6 separate regions of the Mus musculus genome follow, and all the other regions are linked to region 3. Evidence: chromatin loops called from intact Hi-C (ENCODE). Cell type or tissue: left cerebral cortex. All regions are shown on one strand.

The links. Peaks named below come from ENCODE experiments on the same cell type or tissue, not always from the same donor. Only the 100,000 strongest peaks of a DNase experiment are listed, where the experiment ranks them.
Region 1: it touches region 3 in a loop (7-fold over the local background); 6 of 42 quality-filtered maps call a loop at or near these places.
Region 2: it touches region 3 in a loop (4-fold over the local background); 8 of 42 quality-filtered maps call a loop at or near these places.
Region 4: it touches region 3 in a loop (3-fold over the local background); 6 of 42 quality-filtered maps call a loop at or near these places.
Region 5: it touches region 3 in a loop (2.6-fold over the local background); 6 of 42 quality-filtered maps call a loop at or near these places.
Region 6: a loop joins it to region 3, with 2.1 times the contacts of the local background. A loop is called at or near these places in 5 of 42 quality-filtered maps.

What each region holds. Positions count from the first base shown.
Region 1 is chr3:56,360,334-56,364,333 of GRCm38, reverse strand. No RefSeq gene overlaps it. Among named protein-coding and RNA genes, the nearest start is that of Gm40054, 4.8 kb to the right of the region's middle. In left cerebral cortex, no CTCF peak of the experiment used is centred here; DNase peaks (open chromatin) are centred at 1,581 and 2,086; H3K27ac peaks cover 1,031 bases.
Region 2 is chr3:56,009,558-56,013,557 of GRCm38, reverse strand. Nbea (neurobeachin) reads left to right here. Exons shown (of 58, transcript NM_030595.1): 19 at 3,915-3,996. The region is part of intron 6 of Gm31914 (a long non-coding RNA gene); the gene reads right to left. Among named protein-coding and RNA genes, the nearest start is that of Gm22784, 55 kb to the right of the region's middle. In left cerebral cortex, no CTCF peak of the experiment used is centred here; a DNase peak (open chromatin) is centred at 2,243; H3K27ac peaks cover 690 bases.
Region 3 is chr3:56,181,728-56,185,727 of GRCm38, reverse strand. It overlaps Nbea (neurobeachin), which reads left to right and starts at 2,027. Exons shown (of 58, transcript NM_030595.1): 1 at 2,027-2,756. The coding sequence starts at 2,493. In left cerebral cortex, a CTCF peak has its summit at 2,001; DNase peaks (open chromatin) are centred at 1,972, 2,419, 3,200, 3,667 and 1 more place; H3K4me3 peaks cover 2,724 bases; H3K27ac peaks cover 2,224 bases.
Region 4 is chr3:56,076,907-56,080,906 of GRCm38, reverse strand. Nbea (neurobeachin) reads left to right here. Exons shown (of 58, transcript NM_030595.1): 8 at 902-1,048. Among named protein-coding and RNA genes, the nearest start is that of Nbea, 100 kb to the left of the region's middle. In left cerebral cortex, a CTCF peak has its summit at 1,516 (motif pointing left); a DNase peak (open chromatin) is centred at 1,510.
Region 5 is chr3:56,354,717-56,358,716 of GRCm38, reverse strand. It overlaps Gm40054 (a long non-coding RNA gene), which reads left to right and starts at 1,167. Exons shown (of 3, transcript XR_867301.1): 1 at 1,167-1,486. In left cerebral cortex, a CTCF peak has its summit at 1,627; a DNase peak (open chromatin) is centred at 1,559.
Region 6 is chr3:56,096,344-56,100,343 of GRCm38, reverse strand. All of the region lies in intron 1 of Nbea (neurobeachin), which reads left to right. Among named protein-coding and RNA genes, the nearest start is that of Nbea, 85 kb to the left of the region's middle. In left cerebral cortex, a CTCF peak has its summit at 1,694 (motif pointing left); no DNase peak of the experiment used is centred here; H3K27ac peaks cover 270 bases.

The DNA.
Region 1 (4,000 bases), 180 kb before region 3:
CCAAGCACAACAGTGCTGTCCAAATGAACATTCTACAAATATCTACAATGACAGCAGTGTTCTGTCTCCGTACTGTCTTCTATGATAGCACTGGCCAAATGTATCTACTCTGCCTAGTACAACTGAGTTGATATTGTTGTTGTTGCTGCTGCTGCTGCTCTTATTGCACTCATTTAAATTTGAATAGCCACTTGTATCTAGTGGCCATGATATACGGCAGTATAACATTAGAATTATAATTTAGCCCAATTCTCTAGATCCTTTAGTCCACAGAAGACTTAGTCTGTCTGCATCAACTCTCCTGAGGCATTAACTCAAAAGGCCTTCTGCTTCTTTTTTTTAAAAAGATTTATTTATTTGTTTATTTATATGTATATTAATATACTGTTGCTGTCTTCAGACACCAGAAGAGGGCATAAGATACTATTGCAGATGGTTGTGAGCCACCATGTGGTTGCTGGGTATTGAACTCAGCACCTCTGGAAGAGCAGTCAGAGCTCTTAACCGCTGAGCCATCTCTCTAGCCCTGCCTTCTGCTTCTTAATGCGAGTTATTGCATGCCATCACTGATTTATGGTCTTAGAAAAACAGACCAAATGAACTTGGCCTATTTCCAAACACACTTGTACAACAAGAATTATCCATATAAACAAACTTCTTCAGATATTAAACTAAGTCCATGGACAAATATTAGACAAAAATTTCAATCATAGCAAAAAAAAAAAAGGAAAAAAAATGACGTATGTGGAGAAAACATGAGGCCAAAGGATCATTTCTGGTTGAGCTAAGGCTCCCTAAAGCTTTGCTGACAAGCAGGAGTTATCCCCAAAGACTTACCTGTAAGATGTCTATGAAGAAAGAATGCTCTTGAGGATGGCAACCAGGTACATCTTATTCCCTACTATTGACGTATTAACTTCATCACCATTAATGAACACATAAGGAAAGAGCTTCATCTATATAATCTCTCATCATGTCAACAACCATCCAGTAGGTAAAAATAGCTATACCTTTTCTCAGAATTATCTGGACTCTAAGAAGCATGCCTAAAGTTTTCAAGTTGATAAAGGTTGAGGCCAGTTCACAGATCAAACTAGGTGACCTGGATTTTTTTTTCCTTTCTCTGGATCCTGTCATTACACAAGAGAGAAGCATGAAGGTCACTGGCAGTCATCTGAATATCAGGCTTCATTGCCTCCTGTTTCATAGCCACTCTGAATGTGGAGAAGCAACATCTGGGTTAATTCCTAGGCAGCAACACCCAGGAGAGCTTTGAACAAAAGTTTAATTTTATGCAAAAATACTACAAGATCTCTTACAATAAAGACAGCCCCAAAAGGAGTCCATCTTAAAGTGAACACAGCAGCAAATTATATTCATATTTAAGGAAAGGGGTCTTGTAGAGATACCCTAAAATATGCCGCTGCATTTCTTTGGAATGTGTTCAGGAGGTGAAAATAACTGAAGAAATTGGCTCCCTCTTCTTATCACACAGTATTCCCAGCCATCTGCTGTGTGTGCTTATGAAGATGCTGTGCAGTGCTTAAAATTCTCATCCAAGAAAATGTGAATAACCAATTTACAACCTGTGAGGGAAAGGGGAGGGATTCGTCCTTCCCATCCCCAAGGCTCAGATTTAGAGTGAGCATGTGTAGTTGTGGGTGGCTATGCTGGTTGCTTTAAAGAAGATTAAATTGTACATAATGCCAAATAACAAAACAAAAGGGGAAAATGTGTGTGGGAGATGGGAGTGAGATGCTGAAATAATTTAATTACTGTCAGGTGGTTTTCAAGCTGTACTGGGGTGAGGGGAGCCTTGAATAGAATCTATTACCCAAAAACCAAATGAGCCTACAAACATCTCTATACTCATTTTTATTGCATGATACCAAATGGTTTTCAAAACATAAAAAATAAAAGTTGTGATACTACATGGAATAAAGAGAGTGGAGACCTTTGGGTAAGACCCTACCCAGCTAAGCTTCCAATTTGTGAAAAGGAATTGAAGAAAAGCTGAAGCACTGAAGGAAACCAGCAACAAGAGGAAGCTGATGCAAATGTGATGGAAAGAGGGGGCCAAGTTCCAGCCACAGCAAGCCGTAGAACTTGGCAACTTCAGCCAAGTGGTTCTGGTTTTAGAGTCAAGAACATAAGAAAGGGGTTATGGGATCTTCCTGTGTGACTAAGGAAAGCTGCAGAGGCTAGGCATGTGACAGGAGTGTCCCTGCTTGGAGAGCCAATAAAAACATTGTGTGAAACTATGGGGATGAATCCTGAATAATGCTAGTGACCCCAAGGTGTTAGAGATGTTAGGATAATGAGATATCTTCTAGGGAAAGCTGCAGATCGGTGTGGAACCAGCCTAAGAGAGAAAAGTATGCTGTAGTCAACAAAGCCATAGGAATTGAAGTCCTGAAAAATGCTTTAACACTGGACATGGAGAGACAGAATTTAGAATTTGCCCTGCTGTTTTTTAGTCTTTCTTTGGGCCAATATTTCCTCATTCTGTTCCCTTTTATCCCTTTGGAATAGTAATATGTTCTGTGCACTCATGAGTTAGAAGGCATCTTAGTCATGTTTCTCCAGAGTCACATAACCTATGGAATAAATTTATACATACACATATATACACATGCACACACATACATATACATCATATGTGTGTCTAATTCAGGTCCAGCAAGGGCAATCGCTTCTACCTGTAATGTAATTACTAGCTGTGTCTTACACAATACTGACCATGGGTACACCATCTTGTCTCTAAAAATCCCAGGGTTCAAATAGAGACTGGAAACTTAGCACCAATCTGTGTGGGACCCCCAAGATTTTGAAAGAGGGTACTCACTCTACTGTAGTTCGATGTTTTAGGACTGAAATGTCACCCAAAGACCATGTAGCAAAAGCTTGATTGCTAAACTATGGTGCTACTAGGAGATGCTGCAACTTTTACAAGGTTCAGTCTAGTGGAAAGACATTAGATCTCTAGGAGGACATGAAGTCTCTCTGTCTCTGTCTCTCTACCCCTTTTGCTCCTGATCTCCCTCTTTCTGTTTCCTGGCTGTCATGGAGTGGGCAGCATTTCTCTGTTCCACACTCCCCACTATGATGACCCCAAGCAACAATGAACATTTACTAAACCATGGTCCCAAATAAACCTTTCCCAAGTTTTTGAATGATTCTCTCATTTGTTTTATTACAGGATCTGAAACCTTAGTAACATAAGAGGTGATAAGAAAAGTATAAATAGCCTTATGCGTAAACATCTCATTACAAACTGAGGCCTATGGGCTGTGGCCTACTTTACTGGCATAGACTTTGATGATGGTGCTAAAATATACCATAGACATAGCAATGTGTCAGGCTTAATCTGTGCTTTCCCCTGAAGAGACACAGCAGGTGACATAGTAACTAGACAGGATACCTCATGAGGCCCAGCATCTGTAAGATCTCAGAAGTCAGAAGAAGAACAGGAGAGGTGCTGTGGGTGTGTGACAAAGACACACAGAGCCTTGAGTTCCCTAATAACCATATGCACATTCTCATGAGGGATTGAGGCTGGGATCAGTATGAACATGTCAACTCTGTGGCAATGACAAATACTGCAACAGCAAAATGCTCAGTACAGTCATCTCAGAACAGTAAGGACCTCTCACAGAGAAATTAAGTACTTTATTGGTAACTTGGGCCATTCACCAGCCTTAGGGAAAGATAACTGACATGTTCTGGGATGGTAGTAGTATAGAACAGCCACTCTAAATCTCAGTATACTGACAAGATGGACCACCCTGACCTTCTCATATCTCTTCCCACAGACCCACTCTCCAGGTTAGCCTGTAACCTAGGAAGCAGCCAAGAAAAAAAAATAGGTGAATAAATAAATAAAACTTATTGAGATGCAATCAGTATGACTTTTGACTTCGGCTACCAACATGGTCACAAATGTTGGCAATAGCCATCATAATATTGAAATGGCATCGTATGCCTAGTTAAAAACAATATC
Region 2 (4,000 bases), 170 kb after region 3:
AGGCCTTAGTCAGCACTACCAACAAGAATGTTGAACTGTGCGGTTGTGTTTGAATGAGTTGCTGTTTCTAGGTCATCACAGTTTGAAGATTGCATCATTTGGGGCTGCTGTCATGTGTTACAAACAAGCTAAACTCATGATAGATTTAATTTAGTTATACCAATTTTATGATATTTAAGTCAATATTCTAAAAATTCTATTAGGATAAAAGTTATCTCATGTTGACTTTAAAACTCTTATATTTGAGATGATTTGTACATGAAACAGTGACTATTAAACTATAAAATCAGGCTTTTTTACCCAGTTTTTTTTTTTATTAGTTTAGCTCTTTGAATTTTCATACATGAATATAATGCATTCTGGCTTACTCTCTTTTCCCATTCTCTTCCCTCCCTTCTTTTTCAGTGCCTTTACATTACCTGTTCTTTTCCAAGATTTGTGACTTTTGCCTTTATTTTGTGGCCCATTTAGCTTAACGAGGGCCATGCTTGTTACCTCAGGATTAGGATTTTATATTGGAGCCTTAATGAGTCACAGTGGTAGGACATAACTGAAAGTAGTCACACACACACACACTCATTCCTTCTCTAAATTTATCAGTAGGTATCTTTCATGGCTAAGGAAACTTATAGAAGAGTTTATTGTGGGCTTACAATTTCAGAGGGTGAGTCCATGGCCAGTATGGTACCTTGTGGCATCAGGCATGAAGGTGGGCATAGTGCTGGATCAGTAGCAAAAAACTTACATGCTTATCCAGAAGTAGGCAGTAAACAGATAATTGGGAATGGCATGAGTCTTTGAAACGTCAAAGCCCACTTCTAGGAACACACCTCCTCTAATAAGACCACACCTCCTAATTCCTCCACACTGCTTCACCAACTACTGACCAAATATCCAAACATAGAAGCCTGCGGGAGCCACTCTTATTAAAGCCACCACCAAAGGAAATAGTTCCTTAGTGAGCATCCCGAGTACTTGCTCCATCCTTGCCTGGCTGTTGACGCATCCGTCTGCAGCCCAAGTACAGTCGTCCATAGTTATTGGAAGCTCTTGATTGCAATGAATGTACATTGGCTAAAAGGTGGAATTTCTCAACCCTTTCCCCTATCTTCTGATTCTTAAATTCTTTCAGTGTCCTGTGCCTCAGTGTTTCATGAGCCTTGGAGAAGAGGCTGTGAATGTCTTGTTTAGGTTTGACTACTTGTCTGTCTCCTATTCTCAGCACCTTGAATGTCAGTGAGTCTCTGTATTTACCACCATTCACTGGAAAGAGCTTCTCTGGTTAAAGCCAAGAGTGTTAATTGCCTATAGATACAAACATAATTAAATGGGCAGTTGGATGCTATGCCAGTTTAGTTAATCAGCAGAATTAAATAACCCCCTAGGCCCTTGAAATCCCTTGCCATGGGATTTTGAACAGGTTCAAAGAACCAGCTTTGGATTCTCTTTTATGGTCATTGTGGCTAATTGTCCTCAGAACAATCCTGATACTATTGTACAGGTGTTCTAGTCAACATCACATAAGTTATGAGGCAGTGAAAATATCTTAACCTCTTCTAAAAGCAAACCAAAACAAAAATGACGAAGATACTGGGTCTCCAGTGAGCACTGGGAGTCAGTAAGCCACCAAGGAAACTGCCAGAGCTAGCACATTAGACTAACATCTTCTCATAAAACAAGGAATACAGAATAATTATGAAGTAAAATAAAATCTAATGCTTAACACTGCACTTTTATGTCTATCTATTAAAAACCAGATTTATAAAGTTACCTCTGTGCTTAAAGTTCAGTCTACTCTTTCCAACACAACTGCCACCTGTCACATGTGGCTTCATTGAAAATGTTGACAGCATATAGAAATCATGGGGGCTCCTCCATCTACTGTATATGCCTCACATAAAGTCAGTAAAATCTTCAGGGACCTCTTTGAATCTTAAACTGCGATTAAAAGGTTTATACCTATATTCATCTCTCTCTATTTATACACATTATTTCCTTCCCTCTTTTAAAATCTCACGTAGGTTCTTAATGACAGTTTACTATGTTTTATTGCTTAATAGAGGCATGCATTTATGCCTATCTCCAGAACATTAATTAAGTAAATTGATGCTAGAAATGTAGCTCCACTTACCAACTGTTTTCCATTCTGCAAGCATCAGGCAGTGTAGTGTGTGGGCACATAACTGCTTCTTCACAGATACGTGCTGGAGGCAGCTCCTAAGCACATCCGTGTAACTCGTGAAACCTTTCAGCTTTCACACAGGAACCCTGTGATCTTTATAGCAGGTTTATGGATATGCACTACCATGACTGTCCTCAGTGTCACATGATAGAGCAAAGCTTTACATAGACAACAGTAAAATCAGTGGTGCTTTGAAGCAAATTCTGTTTTCTGCAAAATGTGACTTGCTCTCTTGTGCTTGAGAAAGGTTTGAAAACTCTATCAGAGGGGAACATGGTCTGATGTTTTCCCTGCAAGTATGCAACTATTTTGAGTATCATCATATTTATAACAACAACGACCTGGAGTCTTATATTTTGGGCTTTGGGGAAAAATAGGTATAGAAACCCCTTTTAGGTATATACCAGCCACTGTTTTTTTGGTATATGTTATCTCAAGAGATTTTTTATCTCACATGGCAGCTCTATGTAGTCAGTCATGTTTAGAGTACACTGTTAAAAAAGCATTCTGAGACTATTTAGTTTAACATTGTTCATTTTTAAGAATGGGTATAGATGATTTTAACCAGTATTTATCACTGAAGTAATAATAGAGCAATGTCTTATTTCAAGTCGATATATTTTTGGTCTATATACCTCATTTATTTATGTAAATTTTCTGTCCTCTGTTTAGTCTGGAAAAAAAAAAGGAAAGAGAGTGTGTCTCTTCTTTCTGGATGTCATGATGCTCTCCATCTTAGAAGCCGTCCTCCCTGTGTCTAACCTCGCTCTTCCCACTGTGCTCTTCACCTTAGCACTCTGCATAGCCAGTCTCAAAATTAACACTGATTCCTTTTCTTTCTTCTTCTTCTTCTTCTTTTTTTTTTTTTTTGAAAAAAAAAAAGAAAAGAATTTAAGAGTCAAAAGATAGGGGAAAGGGTTGAGAAATTCCACCTTTTAGGCCATGCAATCAAGAGCTTCCAACAACTACAGGCGACTGTACTTGGGCTGATGACTTTTTTGTATTGATTTTGAGTTGAACTGTGTTTTTAAAAGAGTGTTCAGAGTTTAGCATTAGCTCTAAGTGGAGTTCATCTCTACTGAAATTTTGTGCATGTAGACAGACAGACAGACAGATAGCGAGCTAGCTGTAATGATGAGACAAGTATGGTTAAACCTGGGCTACATGAGCAACCACATTGACTATCTATATTTGACGGAGTTATCCATTCTGTCACATAATGACTCCTGATATGTATCAGCTCTTGGTGCTAAGCATGGACAATAACCAAAATGTCTGGTTTTGCTTGAGGGTTTTAAGCCTACATTCTAGTCAAAATTAGAAATATAAGTTTTAGATTTCTTTTCTGTATGAGGCATAGGTTTGTTAACAGTTACTGACTTTTTTAATTAGCATGACACAAAACATCAAATATTTATAATTCAAAACACAGAGGTCTTAAAATTGCATACTGAAAGCATATTTCAAACAGAGCAAATTTTATATTAGCTAACTATTCTTTTCTTCTATATATAAGGTGTCTGGCTTTTGTCTTTATCCAAAGTAAGTAAAATTTGAGGTATATAGACTTCAGAGTTTAAGGACATATGTAATTTTAGAAAGTTCTTTTGTGAGGGATATTTCTTTTGACTTAAAATTATTCAAAACCTTTGACAGATTCTTTACTAAAGCTATATTATGCAGTTGTTTTTAATTTCTTCTCTAAACAAAGTTCAAATTGTTCATCTTTCAGATCTTGACAGAGCAAGTCTGTACTCAAGTTGTGCATAAACCACACCCGGAGCCAGACTCCACAGTCAAAATCCAGAATCCAAGTAA
Region 3 (4,000 bases):
ATACTGAAGTTCACATAGCCTGAGTAGATTGCACAGATAGTTAAAGGATGATTCAGAACCATGCCCAATTTTTTTTTTTTAAAGAGGGCAAGGAGCTGATAATCTACAGAATACATTACTAGCAAGCTTAAAAATATTTCTGAAATTTAATAAAGTGTGCTTTTTCTACTTTGAGCAGGGATTATTTTCTTTACCTGTTCTTCATCTCCAGTAACTGAAAACGAACAAGGAAAACAAAACTGAAATGAACACACCTATTGCCTGAGACACATAACAGAAAATTAAGAGCAGTCAAAGGGGTGTCAAGCTATGCACTAAAAAAGGAAAAGGGAAGATCAGGTTGTCAGTCTCTCTCAAAGCTCTCATTCAAGATGTCTAGAATAAAGCAAGAAGTACAACTTACTGTATATCTATTTATATGTACTTCATATATGTACACATCAGATATGTATGTGTGTGTGTATATATAGATTAAGATAACCTTTCAGCTTGGATTTTATAACTTAAGAGAGATATGGCATTTTAAATTTGCAACTGAAGTAGTTCTTATAGAACTAGATGATGCTTGCCTGAGCCAGGCACAGAAATTGTTGGTAGTTCTAAAAGTCACAGTTCTTTTTATTGTTTTTGTTTTCTAATACAGGGTTTCTCTGTGTAGCCCTGGTTGTCCTGGAACTAAAATCTGTAGACAGGGCTGTCCTGGAATTTAAAGATCTGCTTGCCTCTACCTCCCTAGTGCTGGGGTTAAAGGCTTGCTCCACAACCATCTAGTATCACTGGAATTCTTAATTGCCAAACTCTGAAGTCTTAAGGCTCTGCAAATTCCTCAAGCAGTTTTAATGATGTAAGCATGTTATAATTCCATTACTATTTTGTTTAAATAGACATACCAATTTACCACTTTTTTCAGGTACTTTTGTGCAACTACTTTAAAAAATTAATCAATTCAGTGGGAGTTTGTACCACTAATAAACATATAACCAAGAACTAATTGAAAATACAGGTATTAAGAAAGTTTGCCCTATGGTACTTTTGAAATGTTTATAAGATCCTGTATCATGGGAGTTACCAGTCAAAGAAGATGAATAGTAATAAATTATGCATTATGATTCATTTGTATACTGACCATTTCTTTGTTTGGGATGACAATTTAAATGATTTGAATACACCTTAGGATTTCTAATGTTTCTGGTGACTGGCAATATGTCTTTATCGAAAAGGGCTGACCACTTGAAATATTAAAGAAACTATATCCTTGATGTCAAGGAAGAAACCACCAGTCATACTTACGTGGTTTTAACTCAGTGCCATCAGAGATATTGCCATGTGCGTGTTATAATGTTTTCAATTGAAATTTTCTCACGGACTAAGGCTGGTCGTGAGGACCTCCAATGTATTTTGATAATTCATACAATTCTTGTGAACCTCATACGCCTATGGAAAAGGGAGATCACCCACCCACTGGCATCATACCTGAGGATCTTTGGGGATTTCTAGCAGGGGATTTGCTGCACCTACCCAACCACCTCATGAGGGTAGTCAGGGAGGCGAGTTCAAGAACTAGCTTGGCAGAGAGGCTCCCGGTTTGACAGCATCTATTTTAAGCCGCGCCCGTGTGAGCAGGTGTCAGCCTCTCCACGGGCTGTGGCAAGAGCCCGGCGACATTGGGCCTGTCTCCAGACCCCCGCAGCGAGGTGGGGCCGCGGACCCAAGGTGGACCAGGAGGAGGCAAAGGCGGCCGGGAGCAGGTGGCCCTCCACTCACCGCACGTGGCCCGCACGGCGAGGCCGAGGGGGAAGGAGAGCGGACGGGCGAGCCCTGTCCTTCCCCTCGCGACTCCTCCCCGCGCACCTGCTCACCTGTCGGCCCGGTCCCAGCGCGTGGGGGAGGGACGAGGGGTGAGGGATGCGGAGGAGGAGCGCCGGGAGAAAGAGGGGGTGCAGCGAGGACTCCGCCCCCCCCAAGCTGCGCGCAGGCGCAGTGGCCGCTACCGCAGGCAGGGGGCGGCAACATGGCGGAGTGAGCGGCGGCGTCGGGGCTTCACAACAACAGCGGCGCCGGTGGCAGCGGCCCGAGCTTTGGCCCCCGGCGGAGGGCGGAGGGCCGTGCGAGACGAGGCGGCATCCTCGCGGGGGGCCGGGCCGGCGGTAGCGAGCCGGGGAGATCGGTGCAGAGAGCGCCGAGGCGATCTGCGAGGAGCTCCGTGAGGCGAGCGCTGAGGCGGACCGTGAGCTCGCTGGGGAGACAGCTGCGGCAAGCCCGGGAGGAGACCTCGGAAGCGACCCTTGAGGCTGTCCCCGGAGGCGGTCGGCGAGGCGCCGCGCACGGCTGCCGGGCCCGGCTGAGGCGCGGACGGGAGCGGGCCCGGCGCCGCGGCGCTGGTGGATGCTGGGGCTGCGAGGCGCCGGCCGGGGGGCGGGGGCCGCGGCGGGGATAACGGAACCGGCGGAGGCGGCGCGGCGGCGCTGCACAGCTCCTCAGCAGCGGGGCGGATGGCGAGCGACAAGCCGGGCCCGGGGCTCGAGCCGCAGCCCGTCGCGCTCCTGGCCGTCGGGGCCGGCGGCGGTGCAGGCGGCGGAGGCGCCATGGGGGAGCCTCGGGGGGCGGCCGGCTCCGGCCCGGTGGTGCTGCCGGCGGGCATGATCAACCCTTCGGTGCCGATCCGCAACATCCGTATGAAATTCGCCGTTCTGATCGGACTCATACAGGTCGGCGAGGTCAGCAACAGGGACATCGTGGAGACCGTGCTCAACCTGGTAAGCGCCCCCCCTCCCAACCCCGGGCGTCCGCGCCCTGCCTCCCCGCGTCCCTCAGCCTCCTGTCCGTCCGCCCGCCCGCCCGCCCGCGCGCAGCCACGGCCGCGCCACCTCCCTCCTGTCACCCGCGCGGTGCCCAACTCAACCCGGCACTTCCGACGAGTGGTCGGTCCTTAGGGCCTGGGCCGTGAGTGGAGGTGTGAAGCGGCCCTCAGGTCCTTTGGGAGTTTCTTCTCCCCATCTCTTAATTGTCCGTGTTGTGGCTCTGAGAGGGTGACAGCCCGGCCCCTAGAGCCCGAGTCCCCCCAAGCGCCCCAGCCCCCACCCCCTCCCGTGCTCCTGAAATGGGAGAAGCGCACTGGTTCCAACTTGAGCAGCTGGGGTGCTGGGTTTTCCAGGGAGGACGACGAATGATGCAGATTTTGCATCTGTCTTTAAATACATTCCGTGGCAGTGATGGAGCGTGTTGTGCCTGTACTCACCCCTACCTCCATCTCTAGGCAATCTTCACCTCTTTGTAGTATCTCTCCAGATATGCTGATCTCTTACCTTTACGGGTGTGGGGCGCAGAAGGTGTTAAAATGTAAGGGGGGCACCGGATCTTACAGGTTGGTTTCTATGGTTGCGGTGGCTTGAGGATAAAGACCAGAAGAAAGATTTGAAAGGCAGCCTAGGTTTTGGCTCCTTTCATGGTAAGAGAGTTACTGCAGAAGTGTGTATGACTTAATGTTCTGCGCTAGCTACAGAGAACCTAAACAATGTTGAAGATGACTTGGTCCAGCAGAAGGAGAGGAAGAGCCAAAATAGAGCATAATTGAGGCTAGGTCATGGCTTTTGCGCTTTGCAAATGCATTTCTTTTGTTTTTGGTTTTGCCTTTCTTCAGCAAAGCTTCTTAAAAACCCGGCTTCCTCTGCATTGTCTAGCCTTTGACATTCAGTAAGGCTGGGTTTGGGAAGGCAAGGTGTGAGTCAGTAACAGTCAGTTGACCATTGTATTTGGTGTGAAGTCGCAGGAATATAAAGAAAAATGCTTGCTGGGGATTTTTATAACACTCATGAGGTCTGACTTTTCAGAGAAGCAATTATTTCTGTTTGGTGCCTTTGGAAAATTGAAAGAAAACTGCTGCTGTGGCAGTGGTACCCTGAGACGTGGATTAGATAACTCTGTTGTTTTTGCACCTTTGAAATTCGTGGAAAAGTTGGAGTACTTTTTGTCTTCTTTTTGCTAGTGTGTCAACTCAAAG
Region 4 (4,000 bases), 100 kb after region 3:
TTTAGTTTGCACAGTTTAAATTACACATGTTGAACGATAAGTTCTTGTTTTTCTCTTCCATTCACCTTACTACTATTTTTTTTTGCTATTGTATGAAGCACAAATGGGATCTCATATTTGACAGACCTATGTAGTGATCGATTTCTCTATGACTCTGTCTAGTTTGATAGCTGAATATTAGTGTGTTTATTCAAATTAAAGTGTGGGATATCCTGTGGTGACAAGAGAGGATAGTGGTTAGTACCTACTGTCTTTGCCTTCCTTGGCTGGTGTTGAAAGGATGTAGGTGTGCCAGGCTTTCTAGATGAAAGATCCTTTAGGTGAATAATATTCGCGAGATAGTGAATCATTGTTTTTGCTTCTATATAATCCCTATGCAGAACAAACTGATTTTCTTCATTCTTGCTTATTTAGTGCAGAAAATGGGGGTTGCCTATTCATCCATATTGAGAAATGAAGTAGAATTTTAAAAAAATCTATTCCTATGGTTTTATAGTTAAGATTTGGCAAAGTCATTCTTTTGATTTATTTTCTCTCTAAATTTGATCAGTTGTGAATTATTAGCAATTTAAAATTATCTTTGCTTCAGTAAACACATTTTGTTTCTGAATTACAAAATTCAGTTATAAACAATTACACAATCTTTGTCGTTATTGCTACAATTTGAAAAGGTGGTCAGGTCTGAGGGTGTGATGGATGGTTGTGCTCTTAACTTCTATTTAACTGATTTTATTTTCTAAAACTTGTTTATTTACTTTTATTATTGAAACATTTGAAAAATACCCAAAATAGCATTTTCACTATTGTTAGTATCTTAAATGTTTCTGTTAATGAAGAAATGCATTTTAAATATTCTGTCACTACAAAATAATAACTTATTTTTTGTGACTTTTAAAAATAGAGCTATGACAAGTGCTTTCTTGGATCTTCAGAAACTGCTGATGCCAATAGGGTGTTCTGTGGCCAGCTTGGGGCTGTGTATGTGTTCAGTGAAGCTCTTAACCCAGCACAGATATTTGCAGTTCATCAATTAGGACCTGGTTATAAGGTAGGAATGACTGCATTGATATAAGTTCTCAGCAAAGGTCTTGTTGTATAACCTGCTTTCACACTACTGTATTTAGTGAGAATCTTTGTTCAATGTGGGTAATTGTCATACCAACTTTTTGATATTTACTGTGATGTTCCTTTTCATCTGCTCTTCTCTTTTTAATTATTATTTTTCATGAACTTTTCATTTTTCGGGCATGCCTTTAGTTATCAATTCTGAAAACCTTTTTATTTTTAGACATGCTTTTAGTTATCAATTCTGAAAAACAAATTTGAGTACATTGCTTATTTAAGTGGTATTTGAAATCTCAGAGTTTGAAATATGTACATTGTATTATGATCATTCAAAATGCCTTGTCCAGGACTCAACTGTTCAGAACACTTACTGTTTTTCCCAAGGTTCTGTGCTCATTTCTCATCAAACAGATAGTGGCTCACAATCATCCATAGTGGTATCTGCTGCCCTCTTTTGGTATGCTTACACCTACACATAAAATACACAAACAAGCCTTTCATCAAATGACTTGTCAAAAGGGATGCTATCTATGGATCAGAGATTTAGAAAAAGAAAGAGTGTCAAATGCTGTGTCAGACTGAGGGAATTCATTTCATACATTTGCATTTAATTGTCCCTTGCAGTGGGTAAGAATGGGGTAATAAGGGTGCTCATGTCACAAAGCCAGTGACACTGACTGATGATTCTGATCTCTATTTTGCTTTGAAATTGGTACATTTTAGGCAAGATACAGCATTCACTCCTATGAATTAGTTTTTAATGAACACACTTGGTAAGTACGGGTAGACTTTTTAAAATCACATTTGGAGTTGTACAGTTTCAGACTATTTGGAGGCGAGACAATATTATACAGTATAAATCCAAGCTGAGATGGGCATTGGTGGCGCACGCCTTTAATCTCTGAGCTTGTGAGGCAGAGACAAGTGGATCCCTGAGGTCCAGGCAAGCCTGGTCTATAGAGTGAGCTCCAGTATAGCCACTACTACACAGAGAAACTCTGTCTCAAAAAACAACAAAGGAACAATCAAACAAATCAAAGTTGACAATGTTTGAGGAGCACATGCCATAATTTAAAGTGTTGCTGCTTTTTAAAAAGTTTAATGTTTAAATTAATGGGAAGTTTGTTATGGAAGAGTAACAATAAATATTAAAATATACTTTTAAAACCTTTTTATATTCATATTTCTGTTTTATTATTTTAGTTTAGACATAGAAATAACAAAATTATTCTTTAAAAGATCTTAGTGTTCCCAGTGATTTTAATAACCAAAATACTTACAGCAGTCTTTCTGTTTTGTGTCACAGTGACATTACATGTTGCTATCTTGTATCCATTTAGTTTTATTTGTTTCACTAGGCCTAGGTAACAACTGGTTTTAGTATAGTCATTTTACCCCTTATACCACACCCCCATTCACCTTCCTTTTATTGAAAATAAATTCCTTTCTCACATAATATATCCTGAATACTGCTTCCTGTCCCTCTACTCTTCCCAGTTGCTCCCACCTCCCCTCCCTTCTGGATTCACTCCCTTTCTCACACTAGAAAACAGGCTTCTAAGAGATACTAATAAAATGAAATAAGATAAAACAATAGTTAACATCAGATTTGGAGAAGACAAACAAGGAAAAGAGCCCAAGAGAAGGCCTAACTCTCAGAGAAAGACTTGCTTCCATACTCAGGAATCCCATAAAACCACTAAATTGGAAGCCATAAGATAAGCACAAAGAATCTGGTGTTTGGGCACTATTCATGCTGGCTCAGTCCTTTTGAGCTCATAGGAGCTTTGATCTTGTTGATTGATAGGCTCTTGTTTTCTTGGTGTCTTCCATCTACTCTGGGTCTTGTATTCTTTCCTCCTCCTCTCCTGCAGGGTTCCCTGAGCTCTGAGAGGAAGGATTTGATGGAGATAGTCTATTAGGACTAAGTGTTCTAAGGTATCTCACACTCTGCATAATGTCTGACTGTGGAACACCATTTCTTTCCATTCTCTGTAGGAGGAAATTTCTCTAATGGTGGCTGAGCAAGAGACCCTGATCTATGAGTATAGCAGATTGTCATTAGCAGTTATTTTATTACTACTTTTTTTTGAAGAAGATTAATATTTGGTTTTCCCCTAGGATGCTGGTCTCTTTATATTCTCCGGTTCTCAGTCACCCAAGCAGTGTTGGGCATGATAGATTCTATATGATAGAGCATACTTTGTGACACAATTGCTCCAGCGTATCTTTCAGGCAGGACACCATTGTTGATCGGTGATTTTGTAGATGGTTTGGCATTTACATTTATCTTTTGATAGTATACAGAGTCCCTACTTGTACCAGTGATGGTAGAACACACCGGGGTGAAAGCTCTGTGTATGCAGCAGTTTACCTTCACCGTGGTCAATGAGTTTTGTGGGTGTTGTCTTCAGTAATGGGTCTTGATGTTAGTTTGTGGCAACATAAAGTTTGGCAACAGCCTGTGTTGTTTGGGAATTTCCATAGGACTCCATTGGCTAAGAACTCAATTAGATGTAAACCAATCCTGGTAGCCAAAGCTCTATTTGGTGACAAGAGATGCCTGTTGGGACTCTGTCTCCCCCATTACTTGGAGATTTTATGTAGATCACCTTCATGTATATATTTTAGGGAAGCTTCTACTACATTAGGTTTTCATAATACCCCTCAAGTGGCCTTTAATTTTAGCTGCCTCTTCACATAACCCCTCCCTCATCTCCCATTCCCCTCCCCTCTCACTGATCCTCCCATAAGTATTCATTGTATTTCTCTTTCCTAACAAGATCTACCTGACCCCTCCTTGCCCCTTTCTCTATACCTAACCTTTATAGTTCTACAGATTGTAGCTTGGTTATCATTGAATTAACAGCTAATATCCATATAAAACCAAATACATCCCATATTTGTCTTTCTTTGTCTTGAACATCTCACTCTG
Region 5 (4,000 bases), 170 kb before region 3:
AAAAGGAAAGAAAGAAAGAAAGAAAGAAAGAAAGAAAGAAAGAAAGAAAAAGGAAGGAAGGAAGGAAGGAAGGAAGGAAGGAAGGTAGGTAGGTCTGAGATTCTCACTACCTGAGTAACTTAGGTACCTTATTTAACCTCACTGAGCTTCACGGAGCATAACTGTTCCCATCTCCCAGCCTTCCTACAAGATCCATACAAAGACAGGGTCTGCAAAGCAGGTATTGTGCAAGTCAGCCAACTGCTGAAAACATCTTTCAGAGATCCACTGTGACACATCAGTCACAAATTCCTGCTAGTCTGATACCAGATTTGTGGAGTTATCAGTGCACATCACAAGGCAATCATGCCTTTCTGTACAACTGTTGAGGGCAATTCTGGTACCTCCAATATTAGAACAACTTATAATGCCCAGAAGTTATGGCATTTCCAGACTTAACGCATTTGGTTTGTATGGTTCTAGCTTCGCTCAGAGATTCACCAGTTTGACAATTAATAAATTCTTAAGGAATAAAAGGCTTTATTAAAAACTAATCAGGACCATGGATACTGGCCAGGTCCATACTTGAGACACGAGCTCAAAAAGTGGTGCTGAACTATATCAGTCAGGAACTAATACATGCAAAATGCAAACGGCTACAAACTTCCTGCCAGCATCCAATCAGAGGCAAGCATTCATCCTGTACTTCCTGCCTACATTTGTGTGATCAAGCACACTTCCTGCCTACATGTGATCCTGCATAACTGGGGCAACCCAGCTTGCTTACAGACAGGAAACCATGTGGGCTTGTTAACTTACATGAACAATAGCCCCCAGCGTTCTTAAGCGAGTGGAGCTTACAGGTTAGGGACATTTCTGTTTTATAGATCTCTTAACGCCCAGGTTTTACACTTAGAACATTAGCCATCACAGGTTAATTTTTTTTTCTTTACACATTAAAACTACTATCACATAAGCAGGACGAGTTTTTGATTCAAACCTAAAAGTGTAATAATAAAGTTTCACAGTAATGTCAGTATGAAAATATTTCCGCTAAATGAAAAAGGCAGAGATGTCTCGAGCTTGAAAGTCTGTGCTTTTTCTGCAGATCTGCAGGCCTCTTCAGTAAAACAAGCATTTGCATGCATCACCTGGCTCCTCCACTCATTAACAAACAACATCTGTGCGTGTTTTGATGCCTTTCTGTTTAGAATAACTGTGCATTATAAGGAGAAAGAGGCACCTGATCGACACACACTTCTTGGATTTCTAGTTAACCTATCACCTTAACAGTTGGACAGCTGGTGGACGTTTCCAAGAATGGCAATTTTCTTCTTGCTGTTGTGAGTCTCTCTTTGGCCTTTTTATCCTCCCAGCAAACAGGCTGCTCTCCTAACCTCACAGGAAACAAATGGTGTTCTTTTCCGTTTTCTGCCTGACTGAATTCAGGACCACAGGGAATGAGGATTTCAGGTGGCCAACAAATTTTTGCTTTCCTAGTGAGAAGGTAAGTTTTCTACCTCTCTGCTCTATGATCAAAAAACAGACTGATCCCAGGAAGTTGGGGGTTGGGGTGAGGTTTGAGTCCAGATGGCTTTACCCTCAGAGCTGTCTGTCTCCATGGAGACAGAAGTATGCACTACAGAAGACACCCAGCAGGTAGAGACAATGTAGCAGGGAGGTAGTGGAAAATATTGGAGGAAAATCTGGGTTGTAGTTGAAGAATTTCTTTTGTAGCTGTGTGTGTGTGTGCACGTGCCCGTGTGTGTGTGTGTGTGTGTGTGTGTGTGTGAGAGAGAGAGAGAGAGAGAGAGAGAGAGAGAGAGAGAGAGAGAGAGAGAAAGAAAGAGAGAGAGAGAGAGAGAGAGAGAGTAGAGAGAGAGAGAGAGAGAGAGAGAGTAAAAAACCTCAAGTTTTAGCTGTTAATTTAATTACAGTTTCCTCTGGGTCAGAGTGTTCTGTATTCATGTGAGTGCTTATAATTGTGGATCTGCTTGGGTTCATCCTGAAGAAGTAGCAGCAAGAAAGTAGATGATCATGAAAACTACTGCCTACACTCAATCGCTTGTCCTGGTTTATAGCCCCCTTGGAGCCCTGCATCTGATACAATCTGTTTGGCTCCTTTTTCTAGCATCTCATTAATTTCAGAAGTGATTTCTAATGATCGAATCTCAGAAATTGTCAGGAATGTTTTTTTCTCCTTGCGTGGCTTGTTGGCAAGCAAGAACAATCTTGTAATGACACCACTCACTTCAATGTGTCTTTTCATAATGAGTCTTTAGGGGGATATGCAACTTATGAAAATTAAGAAAACAGCCTGCTACTTCCCATAACATCAAAACCATACAAGCACAGTTCTGCATGCATAATACCATATGGTAATAGTGTCTGCAAAAGATCGGGCTGTACCCTGCATGGACTATGAGCTGTCACCGATTCAAGCAAGTACAATATTGCATTTGCAAATATGCACATTTTAAAATAATTAATATCATTTGTTAGCACTTCTAAGAACTGAAGAATAGAAGATAAATGAAAATCATCAAAGCACACAGGCTCAGCCTAGCCTCTGAACAATTCTACTGATGCTTCACACATCACAAAAGCAAATGTCCTGAAAAGCAGGAATAGATGTGTTTTGTTACATTTTACCACCATGAGGATTAAATCTAGTCATTAGCATTGTTTTCTAAATGAAATAGAGAATAATGATCAGGAGAGAGAAACTTAGCTTGGCAATGGCAAGTGCTTATCCAAAACTCTGTCTTTACAGACTAAGAATGGCTTTCAACCTGGGACTGGCAGAGCAGGGCTGACAGTCACTGTCACAGTAACCAGAGGAGAAAAGCACAGATGGTCCTGAAATCCTGGGGGGTACCTTTTGAAGAGATGGCCTTTAAATTTATTCTGGGGAAACACCTTTTTATGATATTGCACTGTGATCTGTCACACTGGGAAAAGCTGTTGAATGCAGCTCAAACCTAGAATGCTTCAAAATATTTTAAAAGCCCTAATAATTCATCTTATGAAGTACTCCAACAACCAAAACTTGAGGATACTCTAATTTTCCCTGATGGGTATCATGGTTTAGTTTAATTCATGTGATCAAAGCTGGCCCTGCATACTTGAGCCAAAGGAAAATATCCATATGCCCAAAATAAAGCCTTTGCTCTATCCAAAGTCATGTTCTTTGAGTTGACAAAAATCTAACTGTGGGAGGATATCTTAGTTGCCAGCAATTTGGCAAATTCAACAAAGCCACTGGAAACTTGTGTGGGGGCTTTAAGATGGACATGGATCTTCCTTCGATTCCTTTGAGTAAATACCAAGAAGAATGATGGATGGATCCCATGTAAGAGTATTTCCAGTTTTATAATAAACCTCCAGAATTGTTTTATTATGAGATAAGATCTAATATTTGCTGGGTCTCAGCGAAAGCCAGGACATCTTGCTTAATAGGGGCTCCTCTCATCACTTCTCCTGCCGCCCCTCTTCTAAACATCTCCAGCCCAGGGGCTGGCCTACACTTCATTTCCTTTATGCTTCTCCTTTTCCTATATAAGCCAGCTATTTTGCCCACACATTCTTGTGGCTCTGGCTGACTTGCTCTTGGCCTCTTTGTGCTCCCTGACCGCCTCTCTCTGTCTGTCTCTCTGTCTCTGTGTGTGTATGTGTGTGTGTTGTATGTGTGTCTTTCTCTCCTCTTCTCTCTTTTCCCTCCCTCCCTTACTCTCCTCTGCCTCTCTCCTCTTCCAGATCCTTCTGACTAAGCTCTCTCTCAGATCTATGATTCCACAACCATATTCAGAGTAGTTATGTCCTTACTTTCATTCAAAATCAGGCAAAAACAGAATTTGTATAGTTTAAATACGAGTCATCTCCTCAGCTGATTGTGAGGGGTTGTAAAAGCTTTGGAGGGTGGAACCTGTATGGGGGAGCAGGTCACAGGGTAGGGGCTTGGGGAGCAGGGTGAGACCAGACGTGCATTACCCAGGCTCCTTCTTCTCACACCTTTTATTTT
Region 6 (4,000 bases), 85 kb after region 3:
TCTGTGGTTAGCTGTCACAAATCTCTGTAGCCTGGTAAAATCAAAACTATAGAAGTTTGTAATATGTCAGTCAGATTTATGTCAGTAAAGTCTCAACCCATAAAACACCCACACAATGAGCTCAAAACTCAATTGCCCCTAGATAGGGCAAACTACCTACTTATATTTAATCATCTATCTAAGAAATCCCCAATACTTAAAGTTCCCAGGACTGTGTGGTTCTGGCTCCTCTTCCTTTCATATAGGTTCCATCTTGTCTGCTACTCTATGTCATCCCCTCTGTCCCTCTGTCTCTCTGTACTCCTCTAAAATTCTCAGCCTGACTTCTTTTCCCATTGCCCAATCACAGGCTCTATCTAGCCTTATCTTTCACCTGCCTTCACCTGCTTACAGATAACAATCTACACATATCCACTCCAGTAACAATGGCTAATATCAAGAAAACAAAGAACAACAAATGTGGAGAAAAGGGATTCTTATTTACTGATGATGGGAATGTAAACTGGTACAGTAACTGTGGAAATCAATATGGCCTCTAAAAACCACTGAGAATAAAACTACTTATGATAGGATCCAGCTATACTACTCAAAGGATACTATGCCTTACCATAGCGATATTTGCACATTCACATTTATAGCCACATTATGCAGAGTAACTAAGAAATGGAACCAAGTTAGATATCCAGAAATAGATGAGAGAAAAAAGAAAGAAAGCATGATTCTCATAATGGAATTTTGTTGAGCAGTCAAGGCTCCAAGCACAGATAGAACACTGCCCTACCCCTAACAGAAGAGTATTTGGAAGTTGATAGCTGCTGAGGTTGGGAGCCAGGGTAGGTGCTGAGCTCCCATTGATGGTTCTACACTGATACTCATACAGCTGTCACTGATTGTTCTCAGTGAAATATTAGAAAAGTATGAGGACAGCAAGTTGGATGTAGGACATAGTTGGGGGAGTTTTGGGAAGAGCTGAAGGTGGGAAAAGAGTGAATATGAGCTGAGTATGTTGTATTTATGTATGAAATTATTAAAAATATGTAATTTTAAGAGATCCCAACAAAAGGGCAAGGTATATATGAAAATACCACAGTTAAACTCAATACTTTTAGGATTTTATGGCTGTGAAGAGATACCATGACCATGGCAACTCTTATAAAGAAAAACATTTAATTGGGGATGGCTTACAGTTTCAGAGGTTTAGTTATCATCATGGCAAGAAGCATGGCAAAGTCCAGGCAGACCTGGTGCTTGAGAAAGAGCTGAGAGTTCTACATCATGATCTGCAGGCAGCAGGACACCGTGTACAAAACTGGGCATAGTTTGAACATATATGACCTCAAAGCCTGTCTCTACAATGACACACTTCTTACCACAAGGCCACACCTACTCCAACAGTGTCAAATCTCCTAATGGACCATGCATTCAAACACGTGAGTTTATATGGGCTATTACTATTTAAACCATCACACTCTGTATGCTAATTTTCAAGAGACAAAAATAATGTGAAAAATAATGTGAAACAAGTTAGGTAGCATAATACAGACCTTTAAAAAGTACTTATTTTTTGCTTGTTTAAATGAGGGGAGCACACTCAGAAAACTTTTGGATACTGCTTTTACAGAGGTCCGGAGTTCAATTTCTAGCAACCACATGGTGGCTCACAACCATCTGTAATGGGTCCCTCTTCTGGTGTGTCTGGAGACAGTTACACTGTACCCATAAAATTAAATAAATCTTAAAAAATTACAACAAGCACATTTTTGTAATTTCACTTTGAGAAAATTAATGAAAAGTAAAAGGATGCTATCTGTGTTATTTCGGGTTTTATTGCTGTGAAGGAACTATGAAAAAGGCAGCTCATATAAAGACTAACATTTAATTGGGGCTGGCTAACACTTTCAGAGTTCTAGCCTGTTATTATCAAGCAGGAAGTATGGCAGCTTGCAGACAGACATAGCTTTGGAGGAGCTGAGAGCTCTACATCTTTATCCAAAGACAGCTAGGAGGAGACTGAATTTGTTTCACACTGGGCTTAGCTTGAACATTGAAAATGTCAAAGTCCAGCTTCCACAATGACAAACTTCCTCGAACAAGGCCACACTTCCTAATAGTGCCATTCCCTGTGGGCCAAGCATTTAAAAACATGGATCTATGAGGGGCAAAACTATTCAAACTACTACATTATCAAAATCTAAGTTCTTGTCTGTTCAGACCTACTGGTTAGTTTGCATTTCAGTGTTGGTCAGTACACAGACTTCTAGTTTGTCCTTTTAAATAATGTGTCTTCATAGATCCCTATTTGTGGAAATTTAGTCTTCTAGTCTACCCATCCTTCTCCAGGATTTGCTTTATTAGAGCCATTTAAGGTAACTAGATTCAGATTTTTGTCTAATGAGTCTAAGCCATGCCTATGCTTTCGTTTTCTCCTAGTTTCTCCTTTAACCTTTCTTCTTCTTTCTAGATGAACCATACTTTTATTTGTAGGTTTTAGAGTTTTGTTTTGTTTTGTTTTACTTTACTTTTAAATCATTTTACACTGCTGGGAGTTAGACCCAGGGCCTCATATCAACACTAAACAGCTATTCTTGTATTTAGTTATTTCAAGCCTTGGTAATTGGTTGTTTTTTTAAAAGTTTAATGTAGAAATGTTTGATATGAGACCTATATTTCTATTTTTTTTCTTTTCATTTCTTTCTTTTTTCTTTTCTTTTCTGGTTTTTTTTTTTTTTTTGGTTTTGTTTTTACAGTGATTCTCCTAAGCATTTTAAACGTTTGCATTCTCTCTTGCTTGTGAACCCTTAAATTCTGTTTTTGTTTCTTTGGCTCCCATTTTGACAGTTATTGTAATGCTTAGAATTAGAAAAGAAGAAAAGGAAAAGGAAACAGGAAGGAAATGAAACTGCTCAGTCCTGGGGACTGGTTCTGCATCCTGTAGCGCCTAGGGGCTGACTGGAGGTCAGAGCCTGAGCCTCACAGCTCCTGTTCTGAATGTGCTCGTGCTCAGGCGGGTTATGACTTACCTAATTCCCTTCAGCACCTGGGAACATTAAAGAGACTTCACAACCTTACAATTCTCCTTTATCCACACGAATATTTTCTTTCTTGACACAATGTTACCTCTTGCTTCAGGCTGCTATGCCGGTTCTTCTACCTCCAGATGTCATTAGCAGTCAGCTAGCCCTGGAAAACTGTTGTAGTGGAAACAAAAGGGAATTCTTTGTGCCTTTTCTTGGAGTTGTCAAACAGATGGAAATCCATGAATGTCTTTGTGAATAGGGATGACATTGCTGCCTCTGGAATTAGCAGTCCTTACACCCCAGGCTTTATGATATATTGTTGTCAGTTTAGGGTACAAGGAATGGTGAGACAGTAGGCAAATTATTTAATAATCTACAGTGTTGTTAACAAGAGTAGTAGCTTCTTTATTTGGTTGTGGCTAGAGTCCAGAAGTCTTTGAAAATTGATTCTTATTTTTACCAGCTTTGTTTGGGGAGTAGTACAGTGCTGATTATTAACCCCCCGCCCCTGTGTGTGTGTGTGTGTGTGTGTGTGTGTGTGTTTTGTGTTTTCACTCCCAGCTAGTTTTTCCAAAGGAATGCGTTACAAATTTATTTAACTAGAAAATAGGAACTAAAAGTGGAAACTCTTAAGTGTGATTCCAACAACTGACAGTTGTGCACAACATATTGAATATACTTAGCAAATTAAATGGAGAAGTTTCTACTCCTCTGCTGGTTAGTTTTATGTCAAGTTGGCATAAACTAGAATCATCAGAGAGGAGGGATCCTCAGTTAAGGAAATGTCTCCATAAGATCAGGTAGTAAGTAAGCCTATAATAGGGCATTTTCTTAAATAAAAAATATATTTTTTAAATAAATAAAAAAATATTTCTTAAATAAAAAATATAGGGTGGGGCGGGTATTGTGAGTGAGGCCACCCCCGGGCTGGTGGTCCTGGGTTCTATAAGAAAGCATGCTGAGCCATAAGTAAGCCAGTTAGC